Linked DNA regions of Homo sapiens: region 2 is linked to region 1. Evidence: read pairs that join two places in POLR2A ChIA-PET (ENCODE). Cell type or tissue: HepG2. All regions are shown on one strand. Each heading gives the region's core, and the rest is flanking DNA. Links, peaks and the distances in the headings are about the cores only.

What was found. ChIA-PET counts read pairs that join two places held together with the same protein. Peaks named below come from ENCODE experiments on the same cell type or tissue, not always from the same donor. Only the 100,000 strongest peaks of a DNase experiment are listed, where the experiment ranks them.
Region 2: POLR2A ChIA-PET joins it to region 1 with 13 read pairs; 6 of 35 experiments call an interaction of 5 or more read pairs at or near these places.

The regions. Positions count from the first base shown.
Region 1 is chr2:24,011,151-24,020,928 of GRCh38, reverse strand. It overlaps MFSD2B (MFSD2 lysolipid transporter B, sphingolipid), which reads right to left. Exons shown (of 14, transcript NM_001346880.2): 2 at 7,519-7,644; 3 at 4,649-4,773; 4 at 3,961-4,084; 5 at 3,565-3,643; 6 at 3,341-3,471. Among named protein-coding and RNA genes, the nearest start is that of MFSD2B, 6.0 kb to the right of the region's middle. RefSeq lists enhancers at 3,747-4,302, 4,303-4,858. In HepG2, for the core only: no CTCF peak of the experiment used is centred there; a DNase peak (open chromatin) is centred at 5,088; H3K4me3 peaks cover 550 bases.
Region 2 is chr2:23,936,573-23,946,350 of GRCh38, reverse strand. UBXN2A (UBX domain protein 2A) reads right to left here and starts at 5,888. Exons shown (of 7, transcript NM_181713.4): 1 at 5,703-5,888. It also overlaps the pseudogene SDHCP3. RefSeq lists an enhancer at 5,142-5,251 and silencers at 5,382-5,861, 5,922-6,021, 5,883-6,078. In HepG2, for the core only: no CTCF peak of the experiment used is centred there; DNase peaks (open chromatin) are centred at 5,370, 5,960 and 6,770; H3K4me3 peaks cover 2,280 bases; H3K27me3 peaks cover 331 bases.

The DNA.
Region 1 (9,778 bases), core at 3,708-6,207:
CGAGACTCTCATCTCAAAAGGAAAAATAAAAAATAAAAATAAAAAATTAATATAGGAAGCAGGGACAGGCACGGTGGCTCATGCCTGTCATTCCAGCTCTTTGGGAAGCTGAGGCAGGTGGATCCCTTGAACCCAGGAGTTCAAGACCAGCCTGGGCAACATGGCAAAACCCCATATCTACCAAAGAAAATACAAAAATTAGCCAGGTGTGGTGGTGTGCATGCACCTGCAGTCCCAGCTACTAGGGAGGCTGAGGTGGCAGAATCGCTTGAGTCTGGGAGGTCGAGGTTGCTGTGAGCTGTGATTGCACCATTGCACTCCAGCCTGGGTGGCAGAGTAAGACCCTGCCTCTGTATATATAGGAAGCAGGACAGTGCTACTTGTCATTCAGAGAAGAATACATATGCATTAAAATGCCTATAAAGACATGCACGAGAGTCACAGCCAGTTCGGGACAGAGGCTGCCTCTGGGGAGGGGAGGAGAGGGAGGGCGCAGGGTGGGGCAGGGCACTCATCCTGTGCAACCGCCCTGGGCCTCATGCTCTGGAGGGCACTGCCTCTGGGGTTCAATGCTCTGCTGTTGCTGTCTTGAGATTCTTAATAATTTTATAATGGATTTCAATTTTGTAAGTGAAATCTGATGGGACAGTGGGTTGTGAGCCACCAAGAGCATCCAGTCTCTGCTCACATGAGGCTCTGCCCCCTGGGCATGGGTTCTCAGCCTCCTGCTCCCCACTCCTTGATACTTTCCCTTCCCCAACCCTTGTGTCACATCAAGGACCACACATGTCCCCAGCTCAGGGCCCCAAGTGACCTAGCCTCCACCACCCCAGGCCCCCTCACCAGGACAGCTAGCACCAGGTCCTGGACGTGGTCGTGTAGCTGGGAGGCATGTGTACAGAACAGGGCCAGGTAGCTCTGCTCCACCTGAGGAGATGGCATTGGCATTGGAGAGAGGCATGGGAGGCCTGAATGGGGGCGCAGATGTGAGTGCAGGGAGAGTCAGTCTAGGATACAGCCTTCTGGCCCTTGGCCAGCAGCAGCGTGTGGATTCGGAGGGTGGGGGCCTCTCACCTATCCCAATCCAGGTGCTTAGTGGACACCTAGAGGGTGCCAGTGCTGGAGGCTGCAATCCCCTGGCTGGGGCAGTAGGTGCATTGGGAAAGGGGAGATTGACTTTCCAAGGCCCTTCATTTTCATTTTGCAGAGTACATAGGCAAGGTGATTGCCCAGGCTGGAGTGCAATGGCGTGATCCCTGCTCACTGCAACCTCTGCCTCCTGGGTTCAAGTGATTCTCCTGCCTCAGCCTCCCAAGTAGCTGGGATTACAGGTGCCTGCCACCATGCCCGGCTAATTTTTGTATTTTTAGTAATGATGGGGTTTCACCATGTTGGCCAGGCTGGTCTTGAACTCCTGACCTCAAATGATCCACCCACCTCGGCCCCTCAAAGTGCTGGGATTACAGGCGTGAGCCACCGCACCTGGCTGTAACATTTTCTTGAATGGGTGGTGGGCCACAGATATTACTGGTATTCTTCTCATACTATTGATGCTGAGACATTGGTGGGGGCAGAATCCCCGGGAGGGCTTGTTAACATAGAGATTGCTGGGCCCGGTCCCTAGAATTAGTGAATCAGAGGACTGAGGTAGGGCCTGAGGATCTACCTTTCTAACAAGGTTCCAGGTGTTGCTGATGCTGCTGGTCCAGGGACCACACTAAGATCTGTGCCTCTCTGCCTTTGTGTAAATCTGAAATATTAACTTAAAAACAAGCACAGGTCGAGCGCGGTGGCTCACGCCTGTAATCCCAGCACTTTGGGAGGCTGAGGCGGGCGGATTACCTGAGGTCAGGAATTTGAGACCAGCCTGGCCAACATGGCAAAACCCCATCTCTACTAAAAATACAAAAATTAGCCAGGCGTGGTGGCGCATGCCTGTAATCCCAGCTACTCAGGAGGCTGAGGCAGGAGAATGGCCTGAATCCGGGAGACGGAGGTTGCAGTGAGCCGAGATTGCGCCCCTGCACTCCAGCCTGGGCAACAGATCGAGATTCCGTCTCAAAAAAAAAAAAAAAAAAAGCACAAAAGGCCAACACAGCAGGTTTCAGAGCACACAGAGGAGAGGCCTACATGAAGGCTGCGGAGGGCAGCCCATGCCCAGTCCTGAAGGCGAGGGCCACCCATGCTCAAACTCCTTTTTTTTTTTTTTTTCCAGAAAAGGATTTTTTTTAATTCAAGTAACTGCAAATAGGAAACCAGAGGGGGAGCCCCAGGCTGGGATAAATCATGGCTACCCCTCCCCAACAGAACAGGGGGAGGAGGTGGCCCCTACACCCATTATGGTCGATTCGGGCCCCCTTGCTCACTCTGCTGCAGCATCCTAGAGGCAGGGCCCCACCTTCCCTGGGACTGGGGTAGTCGGTCACCCAGCCTGCATTGCCCCAGCCCCTCTTCCCCACAAAGAGTATCTTGGGGGAGGGGATCGTGGGCAGAACAGGAGGCAATGAGGATGAACATTGCTCAAACTCCTTTCAAAGGGCACCTGACCGCACAGGGAGGTGGCAGAAGGCAAGGATGGGATGCCGTGTAAGAGGCGGAGGCAGCAGTTGTGGGGTGGAGAGGGAGGTAGTGGCACGGGCCGGGGCATGGCAGTGGGGTGCAGGGTGGCTGGATGCATCCCAGAAGACTTTTGGCCTAAAAAATGGGCAGGATTCGGTCATAGGTTGGAGAGTTGAGAGAGGGGAGGAGAAGAAGAGGACAGTGCTGGAGGATGGTAATGTCATTTACTTAAGGAAAGGGGGACATGGAAAAAGAGAAGGTAAATGTGGTGGATAAAATAGAGGTGTGTCCGCCCAGTGCTGAAGGGACCCGCCGTGAAAGGGAAGGAAGGGGGCTTCCCCCTCTCATTTCACCATTTCATGCTGCGGGTTGGGGGCTCACCTGGTCAGGGCTGGGGGAGGGGGCATGGGTCATAGGAAGGGCTTTACCCAGGGCTCTGCGAGGACAGCAGACCCCTCTGCTGCCCCCTCCCCTAGCCTGTCCTGCGGCTTTCCCCACCCTCGCCCCTCCTCTGGGGCTGGCCTCCTCTGCTCCAGGTGGCTGGCCCAGTGTCTATTCTATTTTATGTCTAGAAGGAACCCAGAAGGAGGCAGGTTTAGCAGAGGACGTTAGATTTGGGGGCCATCTGCTCAACTGGAGGAGCAGGGAAGGAATGAGGGGGCACAGTGAGCCCCCTAAAAGACAACAAAGTGGTGTGGACGGGAGAACCAGCCCTAGAGGAAGGAGGTGACCCTGCAGAGGGGACCCCAGGTTGGGGGGCCTTGCCACCCAGTGCACTTACTGCATTCGGGGAGACAGTGACTGGCCCCGGGGTCGCAGTGGCCTCGCACCTGTGGGGTCTGTGGGCGCCGGACACGATGAGCCCGTGGACAGTGGCCCCCATCAGTGTTCCCGCCATCTCCACAGTCATCCCTGGAGACAGAGTGCCACTTAAGGTGACTGAGAGGGAGTGGGGTCCCAGGGGCAGTTGCCTCCCTGGAACCCGAAACCCACGGCTGCACTCACGGTAGGCGGTGGCCGAGTCCCGCTCCCTTGGGCAGGGAGTCAGCAGCATGGTGAGCGCTGTGTAGGGCACCTGGAAGAACTGGGGCGTCGGCAGAGCTTAGAACCGCCCCCAGCTTTGCCTGGTGACAGCGGGCGACCTCCCCCATCCTGGGTGTCACATCCCGACACCCACAGGCCAACGTGACATATCCCAGCTGGCCACCTGAAGTCGGAGCTAGGGTCCCAAAGGCAGGAGGGGGCAGCCAGTCCCGCGCAAGGCTGGCGAGTGCCAATGGCATGGTCCAGGCACAGGCGGGTGGGGAGGGCGGCAGCCCTGCCCCCACAGCACACTTCAGAGTGGCCATGGCCAGCAATGGGCTTCGCCAGAGCACAGGCCCAGGAAGGGGCCCTGCTTACCGTGGCCAGGGCCTGGAACAGGCAGTAGAAAGTCGTGTACCAGAGGCCTCGCAGGCTGGTGAAGGGGGGCAGGAACCACAGGAAGAAGTAGGCCAGGGCGATGAAGGGGGTGCAGCCCAGCACCCTGCGGAAGCACAGCCGAGGTGGAGCGGCCCCCCGACCCAGACAGGGGAACACAAAGGGCCCAGCCTGGAGGAACCCCACCCCTTCTCTGCCCCTTGAGAATCCCTAGGCTGGGGCGCCCTGGGTGGGAGCCAGGAGCAGGGGAGAAGTGGCCGATGGGTCATGGAGGCAGTGGGGAATGGGCGGCCACTCCTCGTGGGAGCTCCAGCTGCACTCTCAGCGCTGCTGGTGCCCTTCCCTGTGTGGACATTGGGACACTGAGCTGTACTTCCTCCGTGAGGCCTCGCATGGCCTTCAGCCCAGCCTTCCCACACTCAGTGCCCCAGGCCAGGCCTGGGAGTCTTGGAGGCTTCATCCAGCCCCGTGCCATCTGGGGAGGGAGAGTCCCCAAGAATGTCTCTGAACTCCTTATCACTCACAGTCAGTCCCCAGTGCACCTGCGATATTATCCAGTCTTGTCTCCTAACCACCCAGTGGGTTTCTGCTAGGAAATAGGGCTGTGACAAACAGTGACCTCAGGGCCAGGACCAGGTGCCTGGATCCTAAGGACTGAGCGGTTGCTCACCAAGGCATGAGCCGTCCAGACCCTGTCCTCTGGCTCCTGTTGATGAAGAACCCAGCCACAGGGTCAGCAGCCGCCCCAGACACTTTTCCCCCAAACAGAACAAGTGACACCTGGGCGGCAGGGATCTGAAACAGACAGGGGAGGGGATAGAGAGCTGAGGCCCAGCAGCAGCAGAGAGCCCATCCAGGCCTGCTTGCCATCAAGAGGGAGGCCTGGGAACCGGGACCGGAGGGCAGAGCCACAGTGTCAAGGGCTCCTCAGCCTTCCCCAGGATGCTGATCCCGGGGCTGAGTCCAGGGGAGGGAGCTGAGTGCTGCCGCCCTGCACACTCCCATTAGTACTCATGTCAGCCACTGCGGAGAGGACTCCAGGGCCCTCATCTGGGGCTGGCTCAGAGCAAGGAGGGTGCCTCTGGGCTGACAGAGGTGGACACTGTGTTTCACAATGGAAAGGATTCACTGGTTTTTCTGACTATGTAAATAATACACTCATTAGAAAAACATTCTGGCTCAGAGCAAGGAGGGTGCCTCTGGGCTGACAGAGGTGGACACTGTGTTTCACAATGGAAAGGATGCATTGTTTTTTCTGACTATGTAAATAATACACTTATTAGAAAAACACTCAAACTATGCAGGAAAATACTAAGCAAAGCTCATCTGAAATCGCAGCATCCCAAGACAACTGCCAGAATCGTTTGGATGATCAGCCTTTCATAGGCTTCTTCATGTGTGCTTGAGATTGATCAGTTTATATAAATGGGATCATATCAGACTGTCATCTTAAACATTCGTGGATACCTCATTTTATTATTTTATTTTATTTTTTAATTGAGACAGGGCCTCGCTCTGTTGCCCAGGCTGGAGTGCAGTGGCACCATCTCGGCTCACTGCAACCACTGCCTCTTGGGCTCAGGTGATTCTCCCACCTCAGCCTCCCAAGTAGCTGAGACCACAGGCACGTTCCTCTACACCGAGCTAATTTTTGTATTTTTAAATTTTTTTTTTTTTTGTGGAGGTGGAGTTTTGCCATGTTGCCCAGGCTGGTCTTGAACACCTGAGCTTAGACGGTCCTCCCGCCTTGACCTCCCAAAGTGCTGGGTGTGTGAGCCACCATACCCGGCTGGATACCTCATTTTTTTGTTGTTGGTTTTTGTTTTGTTTTTGAGAGGGAGTCTTGCTCTGTCGCCCAGGCTGGAATGTGGTGGTGCAATCTTAGCTCACTGCAACCTCCACCTCCTGGGTTCAAGCAATTATCCTGCCTCAGCTTCCTGAGTAGCTGTGACTACAGGCGTGTGCCACCACGCCTGGCTAATTTTTGTATATTTAGTAGAAATGGGGTTCACCATATTGGTCAAGCTGGTCTTGAACTCCTGACCTCAAGTGATCCTCCCTCCTCGGCCTCGCAAAGTGCTGGGATTACAGCTGTGAGCCACCATGCTCGGCTGGATACCTCATTTTAAAAATTTGGTTTTACTTACCCTCCATTCTCCATCATTCCCTCCGGTAGCCAACATTAACGAGTTGGTGTATATCCTTCTAGAATTTTCTCCATGCTCACATTTTAAACATGGACAGATACATATGTATATATACATATCCATCCACACACACACATATGGAGCCTGTCTTTGTTTTGTTAAAATGGGATCATTTTATATACTCTTCTCTAAAACTAACTTTTCTTTTTCACCAGAGCATCATGGAAATCACTCTAAGTCAACTGGTATAGATCATTATTTTGAATGGCTGCATGATAGTCTATTTGATAGTGATGTTAGTGTAGTCTGTTGACTTCTGTGGGCCACACTGGAAGAAGAAGAATTGTCTTGGCCAGGCACGGTGGCTCACGCCTGTAATCCCAGCACTTTGGGAAGCTGTGGTGGATGGAACACCTGAGATCAGGAGTTCGAGACCAGCCTGGCCAACATGGCGAAACCCCGTCTCTACTAAAAACACAAAAATTAGCTGTAGACTGGGCGCGGTGGTCCACGTCTATAATCCCAGCACTTTGGGAGGCTGAGGTGGGTGGATCACGAGGTCAGGAGTTCAAGACCAGCCTGGCCAGCATGGTGAAACTGTTGTCTCTACTAAAAATACAAAAAATTAGCCAGGCATGATGGCACACACCTGTAATCCCAGCTACTCTGGAGGCTGAGGCAGGAGAATTGCTAAACCCGGGAGGCAGAGGTTGCAGTGAGCCGAGATCATGCCATTGCACTCCAGCCTGGGTGACAGAGCGAGACTCCATCTCAAAAAAAAAAACAAACAACAAATTAGCCGAGTGTGGTGGTGTGCACCTGTGATCCCAGCTACTCGGGAGGCTGAGGCATGAGAATCGCTTGAACCTGGGAGGCAGAGGTTGCAGTGAGCCCCAAGATCACACCACTGCACTCCAGCCTGGGCAACAGAGTGAGACTCTGTCTCAAAAAAAAAAAAAAAAAAAGAATCGTCTTGGGCCACATATAAACACATAAAATACACTAACACTAATGATAGCTAATGAGCTAAAAAAAAAAAAAAACAAAAAAATTCATACTGTTTTAAGAAAGTTTACAAATTTGTGTGGGGCCGCATTCAAAGCCGTCCCGCCGCGGGTTGGACAGGCTTGGTCTATTATGTGGCTATGATACAGCTTACTTAGCCAACTGCTTCTATATTGTCGGGGATCTACATTGTTTCTCATTTTCCCACTACAAACAGGCTGCAGTAAACATTCTTGAGTACCTTGCCCTCATTGGCTTCTGGCTTTTTGTTGAGCTCGTGTCAGAAGTGCTGTCTACAAGGATAGTGGGAGCAGAAGCAGAGGTGGGGGTGGAAGGACCAGACCCCAAGGAAGATGCCAGCAGAGACTGGGCTACTGCCCACACTTACCTGTGCTATATCAAGCAGGAAAAGCTGCAGGTAAAAGGCTGTGGCGCTGGAGGCTATCTGGTTGGGGACCCCACCAATGCCATAGCACACCTTTGTACAGAATGAGAGGCGACCGGCTCTGCTGTCCTGGAGGAGACACAGGAACTAAGCCCTTCTCCCAACAGACACAAAACAGGTCCCCACACCCCATGACTTCAGTAAACATCCTGAGTCTCTGTGATGTCTTCAGGGCTTTTCCAGCAACCTCTCAGCCCCATTTTGCCCCCATGTCATCCTAAGAGGAAGTGAGACGAAGAGAAAAAAGATCCTAAACCCTGACCTCTAAACATTTCCAGGGGGGAAGTTCTTCTGGACATCTTACCCTGGGCTTCCTGCTGAAGCCGCCATCATTTACTGAGTCAGCACGGCCGTGTAAGCTGCAGGTCAGGAGACCTGGGCTTGAGCCTGCCTTTGTCACCTACCCCTCTATGTGACCTTGAATAAATCACATCATCTCTCTAAGCCTGTTTTCCTCATCTGTCAAATGCAACATCCCTGCCAACTTCACAAAGTTGTTTCTTCGATGAGTAAATGAGGCGATAGCTCATTTACCCATAGCCTGCCTACCCACAGCCCTCCAGGGATGCCTGGCAGGCGTCTCAGCTTAGCATGGTCTACATACAGCTCCTGATGGCCATTCCATTGTCTAATCCAGCTCCTAGCAAATGGCACCGCTGGTCCCCTCAGTGGCTCAGGCCACAAACTTAGGAGTCATCTATTCTTCTTTCCAGTTCTTGTCTATCAGTGAATGCCTCCTAAGTGGCTTCTGTGTCTGCCCTTGCTCCCTACAATCCACTCCACCCAGCAGCCAGTGCTCTTGTAATAACATAAATCGCACAGTGGCTCATCCCTATAAACCCAGCACTTTGGGAGGCCGAGGTAGGTGGATTGCTTGAGCCCAGGAGTTGAAGACCAGCCTGCCCAACATGGCAAAACCCCATCTCTACTAGAAACACAAAAATTAGCCAGGCATAGTGGCCGCCTGTAATCCCAGCTACTCAGGAGGCTGAGGCAAGAGAATTGCTTGAACCAGGGAGGCAGAGGTTGCAGTGAGCAAATATCACACCACTGCACTCCAGCCTGGGTGACAGAGACTCAGTCATAAATAAATAAATAAATAATCAGATCCCATCTCCTCTCTGATTAAAACTCTCCAATGGCTTGCTATTGCAGGGTTTTTTTGTCTGTTTTTGTGTGTGTGTGTGTGTGTGTGTGTGTGTTTTGTTTGTTTGTTTGTTTGTTTCCAGATCCATGGTATTCAGTCAATACCATTGCAGTTTGAATAAAACTCCAAGTCCTGATCATGGCTAAGGAGTCCACCCAGTCGGCCCCCTACCCACCTCACCTCAAATAGCTCTCCTTCAGCCACGCCGGGCTCCTTCCTATTCCTCAAAATCATCAAGTCTGTTGCTGCCTCAGGGCCTTTGCCCTTCCCATTCCTCTGCCTGGAAGGTGACTCCTTGTCATTCTGGTTTGATGTCACCAGCTTAAATGTCACCTCCTCCAAGAGGCATTCCCTAACCTCTCACCTCTCTCAGTTGTACTTACCGCCTGCTATATTTTCATTTAGTTCCTGCCTCTCCCTACAGGAATGTAAGCTCTCTGAGAGCATGAACTCCACCTTTTATTTATCATGGTGTTTCCAGTACCTAGAACAAAGCTTGGTATACAGTAGGTGCTTAGTATATATCCGTTGAAGCAATAAATGGCCATGAAGACCCTGTGTAAAGTGCTGTTTCTTTGGAAGAAGCTGGGCTCTTTTCTCATCGTTTGCTGGGGGCTGGAGGGAGTGGAGATGACATGGCTTCACCCATTTCCACATCTTGCAGGACACCCCAGCAGGCTCTTGTGAAGGGAAGGTCTCCCCAGATAAGGGTTTATCACACTTTGCACACTCTTCCTACCCACAGGGGAAAACCACACTGGGGGCAGGATGATTCTTTTCTGACATTTGTGTGAACATCATTTCAGCTTCCAGAAAACTTTAAGAACAGGCAGAATTCAACGTGACAGTCCCCCTCTCCCCCTAATGGGGACTCTTGTATCCCCCAAAACAGGCCTAGCAAGTTTTTAGAACTTTAGAAAGAACTTCCAAGTGAAGCCAGGGATATGATCCCATCTTGCCGTCTTGAGGATGACAGTTTTACCGAAAGTCATAAAAGCCCGGTACAGCTGTACAGTGAGCTGTACAAGGAGAAGCCCCTTGGGAGGGGCGGCTCCG
Region 2 (9,778 bases), core at 4,908-7,407, 76 kb after region 1:
GTAAAAAAAAAAAACAACAAAAAACAAAAATTAGCCAGGCATGATGGCACACGCCTGTAGTCCCAAGCTACTCAGGAGGCTGAGGCGGGAGAATCGCTTGAACCCGGAAGCAAAGGTTGCAGTGAACTGAGATTGCACTACTGCACTCCAGCCTGGATGTCGAAGTGAAACTCTGTCTAAAAATAAATAAATAAATAAATAAACAAAAGAATTAAATGTGGCTGGACACAGTGGCTCATGCCTGTAATCCCCACACTTTGGGAGGCCCAAGGGGGCAAATCACTTGAGGCCAGGAGTTTGAGACCAGGCTGGCCAACCTGGCAAAACCCTGTGCCTACTAAAAATACAAAAACTAGCCGGACGTGGGAACACACACCTATAATCCCCAGCTACTCGGGAGGCTGAGGCACGAGAATTGCTTGAACCTGGGAGGCAGAGGTTGCAGTGAGCTGAGATCATGCCACTGTACTCCAGTTCAGCCTGGGTGACAGAGTGAGACCCTGTCTCAAAAAAAAAAAAAGAGAAGAAAAAAAAAGAATTAAATGCATAATTAAAAATTAAATTAAAAATTGCACATTACAATTTTATTTTTTAAAACATATATTTCATGGTCAAAAGGAATTTGAGGAGAAAAAATGCAAAAACAAACAAAAAACTGGCCACTTTTTTTTAGATTATGGATTTGTATCAAGGTATTATACAATCAGACATGCTACCTTTATATAGAAGCTTACGTTTCTTTTTAAGGATAAGGCCATTCCAGGTATTAAACACGAGGGAAAAGAAACCAATGGATCACATTTCCATGTTGGGTTCCTTTTACTTAGATCTTCTATGGAATGTGATTAGGCCCCCAAGCCTCCAAAAGCAACCAACTATGATAGCATCAGAACCAAATACTTAAAAGACAGTTCATTTGTATATTTTGTGAATTCTGGTTTACTATATACTAAGTGATAGAAAATGAAATCTTTTGGAAAGTTTCAGCTTATTTTAGCTGTAATCATAGTAATGAAGAAAATATATTTTTGTCCTTTCCTAGAAATTTTTAATGGGCTACTTATATACTCCAAGGACCAAAGTGGTAGTGACAACAGTAATTTAAATGAGAAAATCCTATGGGAAAGGTGACACTTAGGCAGAGACTGGCAAGGTTACTTATTGAGTCATTCCAGGGCTGACCAAGACATTCCCATTCCAGGACATTCTCATTCCAGGGCTCCATACTGAAATGTTATCTTATGTCACAAAGGGCCCTCCCCCCTTTTTTTTAATAAGTATTTTAATTCAGTTTCAGAAAAAAGTGGTACATGACTTGGATGAGAAAGCAAAAAATTAAGAGGCTTTTCTAGAAATGCAAGAAAAAAAACTTTAATATATTCAATAATTTTCTGGATCTTCCTCTTGGGTCAAAAGCTATATATTTTCTCCTCAAAGCAGCTGCTCCAAGAACTAACTAGTCCTCTTTAGCTCTCTCTAGCTGGGACAGACTAATTCTGCTCCACTCCCACCTCTCTTCTTTCAGTAACACTGCGTAGGTGTTAATGGCCTGGCTCTCACCAATGAACAGAACTGTCCTTTAAGCCAGCAACTCACAGGCAGTGGTGCCCAAAGCCTCACCCCCAGTCCCCAGGGCAGAAGCCACAGAGCTGGCATTGTTTCCAATATCCCAGGAAGGAGGAGCCAAAAGCTGACCTTCAGCACAAATCAAAGCCCAATATGGAGAGAGAATAACTGCTTCTAGGCCCAGATTAGGCAAGCTGTGGGCAAAAAAAGGGGAGTTTTTGCAGCCACCCCATCTTTAGAAACAAGGGGAAAACTAGACCCTTTTCCACCATTACGGTCTACAAGGTACTGTACTGTTCCAAGGGGATCTGAAAGCGCAAAAGAATCTAAACAAATAAGGAGAACTTTTCCCAGGGTGGAGATAAGACTGACAAACTGAAAGATGGGTGAATACAATAATGTGTAGGAAGATGATGCTGGTCACCTCAGTTCTTCACACAGCTGCCAGCCCTACAAATAACACAGTAAGAACCAGGACAACCACTCCAGACTGGTATAGCTGGGGAATCTTCAGGCCTTTTCCTAGGTCCCACATCAAGTGTTGGATCCCATTCCAGGTATGATACATGAGAGGGAAGACGAGTGCAAACTTAGTTGTGTCCATCAGTGCTGGCCCCAGACACAGGGACCAATGAGTTCCAAGTAAGACTTAAACTTTCCTGGGAGTAACAGGGCTGACATGCCAAAAAGAGACCCCTGTGCTCAAAGCAATACCAGAGCCATGGTGGCAGATGGACATCGACATAGGAAGACACCAACTCTAGATAGTGACGTGGGGAGATACGGGACGGTTTGAACCTGTGTTCTTATTCCAGAACCATTCCATCTCTTCTTTGGCCATGATTCCCAAAGGAACAGCATTTCTGATACAAAGCTGAGGGCTAAAGTGCGCTCGGAGGCAATGACCACTCCAACATGTCTCAGCAAGAGTGCAGCCATCTTGGGTTCTGGTCTGGACGGAAATGCAAAGCTCATTTTAAATATAATCTCCTTTAGCTGGGCACGGTGGTTTAAGCCTGTAATCCCAGCACTTTGGGAGGCCAAGACGGGCAGATTACCTGAGGTCAGGAGTTCGAGACCAGCCTGACCGACATGGTGAAACCCTGTCTCTCTCTACTAAAAATACAAAATTAGCTGGGTGTGGTGGTGCATACCTGTAATCCCAACTACTTGGGAGGCTGAGGCAGGAGAATTGCTTGAACCCAGGAGGCAGAAGTTGCCATGAGCCAAGATTGGGTCATTGCACTCCAACCTGGGTGGCAAGAACAAAACTCTATCTCAAATAAATAAAAACATACATACATACAATCTCCTTTAGAAAACCTTCCATGATTCCTCCAATAGGTGTGAATATAAAATTATTAACATGAGAAGAGATCAGTTAGGTACTCTTAAATTTTCAATGCCTTCATTGCCACAATTCTAGTCCCAACCACCATCAACTCTAGGTGGTCTCCTCATTTCCATTCTTGTCCCCATCCAATCCAGTTTCTACACAGCAGTCAGGACGACTTTTTGAAATAAAAAGTTGGCCAGGCACGGTGGCTCACGCCTGTAATTCCAGCACTTTGGGAGGCTGAAGTGGGCAGATCAGAAGGTCTGGAGTTCGAGACCAGCCTGGCCAACACAGTGAAACCCCGTCTCTACCAAAAATACAAAAAACTAGCCAGGCATGGTGGCGCATGCCTGTAATCCCAGCTACTCGGGAGGCTGAGGCAGGAGAATCGTTTGAACCCGGGAGGCAGAGGTTGCAGTGAGCGGAGATTGCACCACAGCACTCCTGCCTGTGCGAGACTCCGTCTCAAAAAAAAAAAAAAGTTGTTTGTAGTAAGACTTACCTTGCTTTAAACTTTTTTTTTTTCTGACGGAGGTAAACCTTTAAACGACTTCCTATTACTGTTAAAATAACATCCAAGTCATTTGGGTAATATTACGGGAGAGTTCATTGTACTGTTCTCTCCCTACATTTGAGTGGTTTGAAAAGTTTTCTATAAAAGTTTAAAAAAGAAAAAGAAACAGAAAAAGCTGGTCCCAAATCCTTAACATTGCTTAAAAGGCCCTGCATCAGCCGGGCACGGTGGCTCACGTCTGTAATCCCAGCACTCTGGGAGGCCGAGGTGGGTGGATCACCAGAGGTCAGGATTTTGAGACCAGTCTGACCAACACAGTGAAACTCCATCTCTACTAAAAATACAAAAATTAGCCGGGCATGGTGGCGCGCATTATAGTCCCAGCTACTCGGGAGGCTGAGGCAGGAGAATCGCTTGAATCCGGAAGAGATTGCAGTGAGCCAAGATCGTGCCGCTGCACTCCAGCCTGGGTGACAGAGCGAGACTCTGTAACAAAAAAAAAAAAAAAAAAAAAAGCCCTGCATCATCTCTTTGGCCCTAACCTACTTTATCACAGCACCCTTTTGCTTTCCACACAACAACTGCTGAAGTTCCTGAAATGACCATCTTCCCTAGCCTCCGCGCCATCTATTTCCTTTGCCTGAGCCTTTCTTCTCTCCTTTGGGAGTCATCTTCCCCTAATTCCTATTTATCCCTAATATCTAAGCTCAAAGATTACTTTCCTAGGAAAACTTTCCCAGCTTGGATAAGTCCCCCTGTTACCTTCTCTCACAAACAACTTACATTCTTTATTTTAGCCTCTGTCTTTGCTTATTGGCATTTATTTGTGTGATTATTTATTTTATTTTACTTTTTGAGATGGAGTCCCGCTCTGTCACCCAGGCTGGAGTGCAGTGGCACCATCTTGGCTCACTGCAACCTCTACCTCTCGCCGGCTCAAGCTATTCTCCTGCCTCAGTTTTTCTGAGTAGCTGGGATTACAGACGCCCCCCATCACGCCCAGCTAATTTCTGTATTTTTAGTAGAGAGAGACGGGGTTTCACCATGTTAGCCAGGCTGGTCTAGAACTGCTGACCTCAGGTGATCTGCCCACCTCAGCCTTTCAAAGTGCTGGGATTACAGGCGTGAGCCATCGCTCCGGGCCCTGATTATTTGCTTAATATCTGTTTTGCCCAATGACACTGTAGAGTCTAAAGGCAGAGTCTGTAATTGTCACTATTGTATCCTTAGCATTCAGTACACAGTAGGTACTAAAATTTTTTTGAATGAAAAAAATTAAATCAAGTGTATGCTAATTATTATACATTATTAAATTAAAATGCAAGTAAAGTACCCTCCACAGTGCCCAGCTGAAAACAACTGCTCAGTAAGTGTGAGCTTCCATTAACACTGGACTGCAGTCAGCCTCATATCATTAGTGTGCTTAACCACTCCCTCCTGCACACATTTTTTACACATTTTTGGACTCCGCCAGTGCCTAGCACTAACATTAGTGTTATAAAAAGATACTCTGTATTCACTGAATTTAATTGCCTTTTAAATAAATCCGACTTTCAGCATATTTAGAAAGAAGACACAACATGAACTTTTAAAGTTTCCCCCCTAAAAACAAACTGCAACCGGCCAGACTTCATACTACCACATTATTTTCTGCATTCGCATCAAAACAAATCAGCAGTTTCCTATCTTTACTTATCTCAAATTACGTACATAGGAACTCAACGCTGGATGCCACACGAACATTCATCATTGCTGACAAGTAATAAACTCTTTTATTACTGGCAGCGAAAAGGAAAAAAAAAAGGCACAAAGAAGAAATTAAGGAAACGTGAAATCAGCGAACACCAGGCCTTCAAAACATCAGAGAAAGTGAGTGGTGGGAGTCGGGTGAAGTCACTAATAGGCATACTTTGTATCACTGGACTGCGATCGTGCAGCGTTCGCCTTTGAAAATAGAAACATTGTGTTGCGCATAACTGTAAGTTTCGGAACGCCCTGCGAGAGAACCAGGAGCTGTGCCTTCAGCTAGCTCGCAAGTCAAGCCGCAGGCGAGTCAGGGGCTCGGGGTCGCCGCTCACCTGGGCTGGGCGGGACCCTGGCTCGGGCTCCGCCGCCGGCGCCCCTTCCCGAGTCGCAAACACGCGGCCCTCCGGAGCGAGACTCCCCCCGACACCGACGATCCGCGGCGGCCAAGCCACAGGCCGCGACCCCTCGGCCCCAGCCGGCAGGCGACCGCCCCGCCCCGCCCTCACCCCGCCGGACGCGGCGCGGCCCCGGGACGCTCACCTCCGGGCACGGCCTCCCGGCCTCGGCCTCACTCAGCTCAGGCACCGCAGGCACCGTTTGGCCGCGGGCTCCGTTTGGCTGGAGCCCTTCAGAGCCGGAGCGCCGCCGCCCCAGACCGCCTCAGGTTCCGCGGCCGCGCCGCTGAGATCCCGCCAGCCTCTCTCGGTCTTCGCCAGGCGCCCAAGCGCGCGCCGACGCCGGCTCCGCGCAGACCCGAGGAGCGCGCGCGGACGCGGGGGCGCGCCGAGGGCGGGGCTTGCCGCGGCCGGGCGCTTCAAGTCCCGGCGGGAACGGCGCTAATGGCCGCCTCCCCTTCCCACCACTGGCCCGGCGGCTAGCTGCCTTCATGGGTAGGGGAGATGCAGGCAGCTCGGTGTGTGCTCACCAGAGAACCCAGAGTGTGCTTACCTGGGTACCTCCTCAGCCTCAGAAACCATGGAGAGACATCCCTGCATTCTGACAATGTTGAACTTGACCTGAGCCCTGTGGACAACGAAGTTGAAGAAACCCCCACCCACCTTTTTTTTTTTTTTTTTTTGAGACTAAATCTCGCTCTTGTCCCCCAGGTTGGAATACAATGGCGCGATCTTGGCTCACCGCAACCTCCGCCTCCCGGATTCGAGCGATTCTCCTGCCTCAGCCTCCGGAGTAGCTGGGATTACAGGCGCCTGCCAGCACGCCCGGCTAATTTTTGTATTTTTAGTAGAGACGGGGTTTCACCATGTTGGCCAGGCTGGTCTTGAACTCCTGACCTCAGGTGATCCGCCCGCCTTGGTCTCCCAATGTGCTGGGATTACAGGCGTGAGCCACCGCGCCCGGCCCCTTTGTGTTCCTAAAAGGACTTACTACACGCAACCGCCCTTCCGCATGTGACTTTGTCAGGACTCAAGGATGCCCCCGTCGTTAGCTGTGACAAGGTCAGGCCCAGACCCTCTAAATTCCAGTTCTTCGCCTCGCAAATAGTTAGCTGACCTGCCTGTACTCACGATGTGGACAAATCCCGGCTGCCTTGACTTGACAGGACTTGAGTGAAGCAGCTCTCCCTGGGCCTCTCTACACGGTGACCGAGCCTCAGCCGCAGCCAGCGAGCAGCCCTCCTCATCCACCGCCTGAAAATAGACGGACCCCAGGGAAACAGTCTCTGTATAGTCTCATCGCTGCCACCTCCAGTCTTCTCCCCACTTCCCCACACCCGGGTCTTTCTAGCCCTGTTCACTCATCTCTGTAAAAGGAAAGCCCTTTTCTGCCTGACCCAGGAGATCGCTGCAGATCTCATGGTTGGAGAGTTCTCCCGGTTGCTGTAGCCTCCCCCAATCCCCACTCTCAGTTGCAATAGTTTCTTTCCCTTTTCTTGGATCTCTTCCACTGAACTCTCTCCTTACGTATATCCAGATTTGTTTTTTATTTTATAGTCCAGCATTCTCCCAATTGCAACAGTCCTTCTTCCTATTGCAATAGTTCTCCACCCTTATTGCAATAGTCCTTTTCCCCCCTGTTGCAATAATCCTTTCCGAATAAAGTCTCGGTTTGCCTAAATCGGGATTTATTTGTAAGTCTTTAGTGCGGGGACTCAGATTGAGATTGATCCTCACCTACAGGCCCATGCCGTTCCCCCCACCACCACCTCCCTCATCTCCTGTTCAGTGATTTTGGGAGCCTGTGGTGAGTTCAAATCTCACTGCTCATGAGACCGTGTCTGTTGAAGCACAATAAGGAGTTAAATTGATCCCATTAGGCAAAGAGACTTTTCTTTGACCATTCTGTGAGAGCTCTTCCGATTTTTTGGTCCCAGCACCATTTAATGAAGAGAGGATTCTTCCCTTGTCAAAAATCAATTGACCATGGATGTATAAATTTATTTCTGTACTCTCAATTCTATTCCATTGATTATGTATCTTATCTTTATGCTAGTACCATACTATTTTGATTACTGTAGCTGTATAGTAGCTGTATACAGCTGTATAGTAGCTGTATAGAAATCAGGAAGTTTGAGTCCTCCAACTTTGCTCCTCTTTTTCAAGATTGTTTTGTCGCTTGCAGTTCTGTATGAATTTTAGCTCAGCTTTTCCATTGCTGTTAAAAAAAAAAAAAAAGGGAGGGGGGGGCCACTGGGATTTTGACAGGGATTGCTTTGAATTGGTAGATCAATTTGAGGAGTATTGATACCTTCAATTTTTTTTTTGAGATGGAGTTTTGCTCTTGTTGCCCAGGCTGGAGTGCAATGGCATGATCTCGGCTCACTATAACCTCCGCCTCCCAGGTTCTAGTGATTCTCCTGCCTCAGCCTCCCAAGTAGCTGGGATTATAGGCATGCACCACCATGCCCAGCTAATTTTTGTATTTTTAGTAGAGACAGGGTTTCACCATGTTGGTCAGGCTGGTCTTGAACTCCCGACCTTAGATGATCCACCCGCCTCGGCCTCCCAAAGTGCCGGTATTACAGGTGTGAGCCAACACACCCAGCCGGAGTATTGATATCTTAACAATACTGGTGCGATGACTCACTTTATATATAAAGTCTTCAAATCCTTAAGCATGAATATTTTTGCATTTATAGTCGTGCGCCACATAACAACCTTTCGGTCCATGACTTACAGCATATGTGATGGTGGTCACATAAGATTATAAGGCCATATTTTTACTGTATCTTTTCTATGTTTAGATACACAAATACCATCATGTTACAATTGTCTACAGTATTCAATACAGTAACATGCTGTCCAGGTTTGTAGCCCGGGAGCAAGGCTATGCCATATTGCCTAGATGTGTAGTACACTATACCATCCAGGTTTGTGTAAGTATACTCTGTGATGTTCACACAACGACGAATTCACTTACACGACACATTTCTCAGAAGGTGCCCCCATGGTTAAGCACTACATGACCATACTTAGACCTTCTTTCATTTCTTTCAGCAGTGTTTTATAGTTTTCCACGTACAAGTCTCGTACCTCTTTGGTTAAATATATTTCAAAGTATTTTATTCTTTTTGATGCTATTGTAAAAGGAGTTGATTTATTTCCTTTTTAGATTTTTTATTGCCAGTATTTGGAAATACCACTGATTTTGTGTGTTGATCTTGTATCTAACAACTTTGCTGAATTCACTTATTAGCTCTAATCATTTGCTAGAGATGGGGTCTCCGTACATTGCCCAGGTTGATATCGAACTCCTGGGATCAAGTAATCCTTCCACCACAGTGTCCTGAGTAGCTAGGACCACAGACGTGTGCCACCATGCCCGACCAATTAAAAAAAAATTTTTTTTGTAGAGATGGAGTTTCACTGTGTTGCCCAGGCTGGTCTCGAACCCCTGGCCTCAAACTATCCTCCTGCTTGGGCCTCCCAAAGCACTGGGATTACAGGTATGAGATACCACACTTGGCCATAGTTTTATTTATTTCTTTCTAATGTGGATGCCTTTTATTTCTTTTTATTGTCTAACTGCTCTAGCTAGAACTTCCAGTACAATGTTGAATAGAAATGAAGAGGCTGGGTGTGGTGGCTTACACCTGTAATCTCAGCACTTTCGGAGGCTGAGGCAGGAGAATTGCTTGAGCCCAGGAATTTGAGACCAACCTGGGGCAACATAGCGAGACTCTATTACTAGACTTAAGAAAAACAGAAAAGAAATGATGAGGCCGGGCACGGTGGCTCATGCCTTTAATCCCAGCCCTTTGGGAGGCTTAGGCAGGTGAATCACTTGAGGCCAGGAGTTCGAGACGAGCCTGGGCAACATGGTGAAACCCCGTCTGTACTAAAAATACAAAAATTAGCCAGGCGTGGTGGCAGGCACCTGTAATCCCAGCTACTCGGGAGGCTGAGGCAGGAGAATTGCTTGAACCCAGGAGGCAGAAGTTGCAGTGAGCCGAGATCACGCCACTGCACTCCAGCCTGGGTGACAGAGCAAGACTCTGTCTCAAAAAATGATGAGAGTGGGCTTCTTTGTCTTGTTCCTAATTTTAGACAAAAAGCTTTCAGTCTCTCTCACCATTGAGTATGATGTTAGGTGTATGTTTTTCTTTTTCTTTGAGACAGAGTCTCTCTCCATCCCCACAGCCCATAGTAATCTCTATT